Linked DNA regions of Homo sapiens: region 2 is linked to region 1. The links are chromatin contacts, found by Hi-C or POLR2A ChIA-PET in ENCODE. All regions are on one chromosome and are shown on one strand. The core of a region is the stretch at or near the end of the contact, and the rest is flanking DNA. Distances in the headings are between cores, read along the strand shown.

Region 1 (2,847 bases), core at 197-2,696:
ATTCACGCAAGGATTTGGTGGTTCCTAAAAGTAAATACTGTGTCTCTGATATGAATAAAACTACAATTTCTTCTCAGATATTTTACACCTCAGTGTGATTGAGTTTAGTTGCTTCCCTGAGCCAGGGTGAAGAAAGACGTGTGTGTGTGTGTGTGTGTGTGTGTGTGTGTGTGTGTGTTGTGGGGTCAGGGTGAACTAGGTGCGTGTGTGTGTATGAATCCGTGTGTGTGGTGGGTTTCATGAACTAGAATCTGTGTGTTTGTGTGTGGGTGTGTTGGGTCGGGGTGAACTTGAATCCGTGTGTGTGTGTGTTGTGGGGTCAGGGTAAACTGGAATGCGTGTGTGTGTGTGTTGTGGGGTCAGGGTGAACTGGAATGCCTGTGTATGTCTTTTGTGGGGTCAGGGTGAACTGGAATGCCTGTGTATGTCTTTTGTGGGGTCAGGGTGAACGGGAATCCGTGTGTGTGTGTGTTTGGTCAGGGTGAACTGGATAACTGGAATCCGTGTGTGTGTGTGTGTGTTTTGTGGGGTCAGGGTGAACTGGAATCCGTGTGTCCGTGTGTGTGTGTGTGTGTGTGTGTGTGTGTGCGTATGCTGTGGGGTTGGGGTGAACTAGAATCCGTGGAAGTGCTCAGTCTCTCCCGTGTTTGACTGACTCCCGGCCGCATACCCAGTCCCTGACACACGGGGGCGCACAACAAATATTTCCCGAAAGATCCAGGAGCAGCATCTCCACCAGCAAGCTGGGCTGCTGGGTGGGTACTTCCTTCAAAGCTGAGGGAGCGTCCTACGCCCACGCGCGCAGGAGGGCGCCCCCCGCAAAGCAACGTCTAGGAGACCACAGTGGATGCCACAGCGGGCCCGAAGCGGATCAGCCTTGTGGGGTACGCATGCTAATGTAGGCGTGGAGTCCCCCAGGGGGACGCCAGCAGTTCCAGCTGGGATCCAGGTTTCGCTAGGGGAGAGCCTCTGGCTATGGGAAAGGGGTCTCCGAGTTGATGTGAAGGCCCAGGTCGAGGTGTACACTGGGGGCGGGGAAGTGGAGGTGACCACACGAGCGCCCCATCACTGAGCGCCGCCGCGAAATCTGCGCTCTTTGGGTCACTTGGAGCGCGGCCAGTTTGGCAGATTTGTTTTTTTCCCGGAACAACCCGCGGCGGCTCGGCTGTCCCGGGAAACTGCAAACTTTGCTGTGCGCGTTCTCCCGCGCGCGGGCTCAACTTTGTAGAGCGAGGGGCCAACTTGGCAGAGCGCGCGGCCAGCTTTGCAGAGAGCGCCCTCCAGGGACTATGCGTGCGGGGACACGGGTCGCTTTGGGCTCTTCCACCCCTGCGGAGCGCACTACCCCGAGCCAGGGGCGGTGCAAGCCCCGCCCGGCCCTACCCAGGGCGGCTCCTCCCTCCGCAGCGCCGAGACTTTTAGTTTCGCTTTCGCTAAAGGGGCCCCAGACCCTTGCTGCGGAGCGACGGAGAGAGACTGTGCCAGTCCCAGCCGCCCTACCGCCGTGGGAACGGTAACTGCAGCCCCCACCTCGGCCGGCGCCTCTCCAGCCCGCCGGCCGTGCGCGCCTTGCCTCCCTCCTTCCTGCCGGCTTCCTAGTTCCCCCCTGCGCCCCCAGCGTGGTCTAGGGGAGCCTGGTTGAGTGGGACTGAGTGGCCCCGACGGCCTGCGCTGAAACTTTGGGAAGAGGGCCCGTTCCGCTCTCTCCATCGCTTGCCTTGCTCAGCTTGTCCTCCCTTCCCTCCTAGCCGGGGGGCTAGGGGACACCTCGTACTATTCGAGATTTAGGAGAGGAGGGCTCGTGATCTGGCACAGCGGCTAACAGCGAGGGCTCCTTTGCCTGCGTTCCGGTCCCCACCCCTTGCCTGCCGGCGGTGGGACCTCAACCCTCTCTCTGTTAAATGGGAACCACGGTGATCCCCGCAGACTGTTGGCGGGGATGGACAGAGTTGATTATGGTACGCGTTTCGCGGCAGTGGCTCTGTCAAGTCTGAGTACACTGGAGCTGAGCGTCCTTGCTGCAGGGCTCTTAGAGGGACCTTGAGGAGGTGGAAACCAGGCAGGAGACATTTAGACGTGTGGAGTGTTAGGCTCCAGGTGACAGCTTTGCGGTTTATGGAGCAGTAAAATTACTTGTGGGTGATTGTGGGTGTATCATTTCCAGATCTTTATTCTTGAACTTCTGGGCTCCTGGGCTAGTTGACGTGGCCCTCCCTGTTGTCTCAACTTACAGGCTATTTCCTCCTTTTGGGTCTCGCCGGCCTGACCTTCACCCTTGGTACCGCCATTGCCTAGATTCACAGTCCACCTTCTGCCACCTGTAAACTGTGTGGCTTTGGACAGGTTACTTAACGTCTCTGAAGAAGCTAAAGTTTCTGCAATAGCAAAGTAAAGGCCCTGGTCTAGCAGTGCCATGAGCCTTGGGTGACGCAGCGGAGCGCTTGAGTGCCCAGCAGAGCCTCCCTTTCCCCCTCCCAGCTGCTAGAGGCAAGAGGGGGAGGTTTTCAGGTCTTCTCTGTGTGCCCTTTAGGAAGATTTTTATTTGGGCAAGAAGTGAGTCACAAATTGTATGATGTCACTTTTCAGGGGAAGCAGCTGCAGTCCATTTCCCCCTTCATGAAAGTAAAAAGTTCAGACAATAGCTGGGCAGTGACTTCTTACCCAGCTGTGTACCAGTTGCCCCAACATGTGGGCTCCTGTTCAACATGTTTAGAAATAATCACTACAGGAACTTTTTTTCAGTCTCTACAAAATCTTTTTAAAATATGGATGTGGTTTTTAAATATCGGCAAAGGTTGACAGTTGCATATTATCTTAGTCTCGTGGGCAGTGGTGATAATGGGAATA
Region 2 (3,090 bases), core at 123-2,622, 1.1 Mb before region 1:
TAAAAATATAGATCAAAATAGGAAAATAAGGAATTAATAGCAATGATTATATAGGTAAAATACTGGCTAGGTATTTTCAATGTAACATACACATCCTCCTTATAGTTGCTTCTTTGTGAAGATTCGATAATATGAATACAATAGCTATTATTTCTCATTCTGATAATTTATGATGCAGTTTTTTTAGGCATCTGAAACCTGACTGTAATACATATAATTATAGTCTGCCAATTAACTATAAAGTATGTTAATTTACTCTTAGGTACATAAACATTTCTGCCATGATTAGAAATGTTAAAAATTCAGAAATTAAGAATTTTTCAAAAGCATTTTTAATGTCCCTCATACAATACCCTTTGCATTTAATTCCAAATTAAATGCTTTGTATACATTCATTTCTGATTCATATTCATTTCATTCAATCAAATATAGCTAATGCTGATTTACAAAGAAGGGGCAAGAAAATTACCTACTTTGTACATTTGAGTACTTTTGGGCTATCAGCTTTCCAAGGATTACTGTCTTAAGCATTATCATTCTATTCTTTGAAAATACCGTATTTACCATTCCATGTGGCAACATTTTATTTCTTTGAAAGAGTTGAGTTCTTGAATGTAGTGATGTTGTATTTAGAGTGGAAACATTAATAGTTCATAACTTGATTGCATTTCATGAGAACCATTCTCATAAAAGGAAAAACACAACTTATAGAATAAAATCATAAAGCCTTTCATAGTGAAGTGTGATAATGGGGCAAATAAACTGTTCCAAGCTTTGATTTTGAACCCTAATACTCTCTCAGTTTCTATATGCAGAATTATATTGATCAGTGACTTTTAATAAATCCTAAATAGAAGATTCAAAATATAAAGAGTAGACTATTTCCAAATGTGGGGAAAGTTTTGTGGCAAAGCAATATTTAGCAGATAATGATTGCTTAATTTCTTAATACAAGGTTCTCTTAAGTTCTGATTTGGGCTTGCTGTGCATAAAGTGTGTCAAACTTCAGCTACAGACCAGGGGGTGAAGTCGGTCAATTTAATTCCCCAAGATCTAAAGAAGGTCGGTATCATTTCATATAGCCCTGGCAGAGCAGATCATTACCAGGCACAAATCTGTTCGTTACGTGCTGAGGGTTTATAGCAAAATAAATAGACTGTCATCATAAGTTCAGAAAATTGTGTGTTCGACCCACGATAATGTGTAAAGGGCGTTTAATAGAGTTCAGCATTTATTCGTTATCTGTATGCGAACAGAGACAGCAGTCGCGTTATCAGCTTTAAAAAAAATTCGGTAGTTCTGGGGTCACGTGACACACCTCACACACACACACACACACACACACACACACACACACACACGTGCGCACGTGCGCGCGCGCGCATGAACCCTCACATGCTCTGCAGTGCAGTTTTGATTTTAGTCACAGCAGAAGGCTTAACCACAAGAGATTCCACTGGTTCAAACCAGCGTAAACCAGATTTTTTCAGCCCACAAAGGAACAGATTACCTCTTGTATCAAATTCTGCATTGGGGGAAAAAAAATCTTTGTTTCAGAAAAGATGTTGATTATCATAACTCAACATGGTGGCATTGCACACTCTCATGTTGCCTATGATGGAGCTAGTAACTCGAGAAAATACGAAATCACGACTTACAGTCCAGTCTACGCATTGTTAATTTTCAGAAATAGGCCATCTTTTGTTTACTTGAATGAATAACTCCCGGCCTAAGCAAAGAAAAAAAAAAAAAAGAAAAAAGATAAAGATGAAAAACCCTCCCATTACCTAGCTTGGCTACAAATCCGATGTAGAGCTTGAATGCAGCCATGCAGCACAAACAAGATAGAACGTTTTTTGTTTGGAACCTATTGAAAAAACAAATGGGTAGCATTTTTAAACACTCATTGATTATGGCAGGGTGGCATGCCCCAAATGGTCTCTATTGCTGAAGAGTAGTTTTAAACTTTGGCCCTTTAAGTATCATAGTCAACCAAAGAATAGTGCCCCCAGAAAGAAAAGATCGCTGGCCGATCAATTCCCAGATCGTCTCTTTCTGAGAATTAATGTTTGCCTTTTTCTCCCATGATGTTGGGATAGCAAAGAGAAAGATTCCGATATATGATAGGCCAGGTATTTTAGCTTAAAATTTTGCTTCTTCTGGGGAAGAATTATAACTTTTCATGTGAAATGAAAAGATGATTTACTTGTATGTAACTGGATGGTTGCTGAGTGTGTTAATTAAAAATAAAGAAAGCTTCTTATTTTGAAACGATGATAATAAAGGTTTCATTTTCACTGAATGTACTGTGAGACATTACATGATAACTTATGTACCCTTTTTATAAAGATTCTTAACAGTTTTTAAAATCTTATTCTTTGGTACTCAAAATACTTTTCATATAACAAATGAAATAACAGAATAAGCTGGAATGCATACTGCCTTCCTTGAATTCGGGACAAAAACAGCGTTAAGCATTGAGATATCCGGGCTATAGTAAACATGATACTTACAGAGACTTATAGTGAACAATTCAGGCACATTTCTCCCAAAGCAATAGTTTAATTTATTGACCTGCATATGTCAAGTGTTATAACAGATGTTACAGATATTTGGATGTTTAAAAATTATCAGTCGTAGACCTGAATTGCTGAGGATGCAAATTTCAGACCTAGAATGTGGTTTAGTCTGTTACAACATAGGTTTCAGTTTCTAGTCATTGCAGAAACTGTGGTCGTCATCTCACTTATACAGTGATATTTGTAGTTTAGAATAATGTCAAACACACACACACCCACACGTACACACAATGAGCCAGATATATGGTTATATATTTTAGTTCCTAAAGAGTTAAACAGCTTGTTTTATCTGTTATATTTAAGGTAAATAGAAAAATGTTCTAAATAAGAGAATTAAAATGTTATCATAGGATAATTTACTAAGAAGTAAGGAGTGATTTTTTATTTGACTTTAGTGAAAACAAAACTGCAATATAAATGAAGTAAGAGCTCATTGCCAGTTTACAATATGAAGAAAATTGAAAACTGAAGAAATCATTCAAAAATTAAAATGAAAACATGCCACATGATT

What was found. A loop is a pair of places that touch in the nucleus more often than their neighbours do. ChIA-PET counts read pairs that join two places held with the same protein, here RNA polymerase II (POLR2A). Pooled maps may share reads with other maps.
Region 2: a map with no recorded cell type shows a loop between it and region 1 (8-fold over the local background). The contact joins the enhancer-like site here to the promoter of CASP7 in region 1. A Hi-C loop is called at or near these places in 8 of 37 single-sample maps with no recorded cell type and 11 of 50 pooled maps. POLR2A ChIA-PET finds 5 or more read pairs at or near these places in 2 of 52 experiments (PC-9 and activated CD4-positive, alpha-beta T cell).

What each region holds. Positions count from the first base shown.
Region 1 is chr10:113,678,466-113,681,312 of GRCh38, forward strand. CASP7 (caspase 7) reads left to right here and starts at 1,447. Exons shown (of 7, transcript NM_001227.5): 1 at 1,447-1,513. RefSeq lists an enhancer at 2,033-2,322.
Region 2 is chr10:112,529,744-112,532,833 of GRCh38, forward strand. All of the region lies in intron 4 of VTI1A (vesicle transport through interaction with t-SNAREs 1A), which reads left to right. Among named protein-coding and RNA genes, the nearest start is that of VTI1A, 84 kb to the left of the region's middle. RefSeq lists an enhancer at 1,513-1,562. Within about 2 kb of position 1,373, at least 2 of the 41 ENCODE cell types and tissues checked have a DNase peak (open chromatin) inside an H3K27ac peak, as active enhancers do.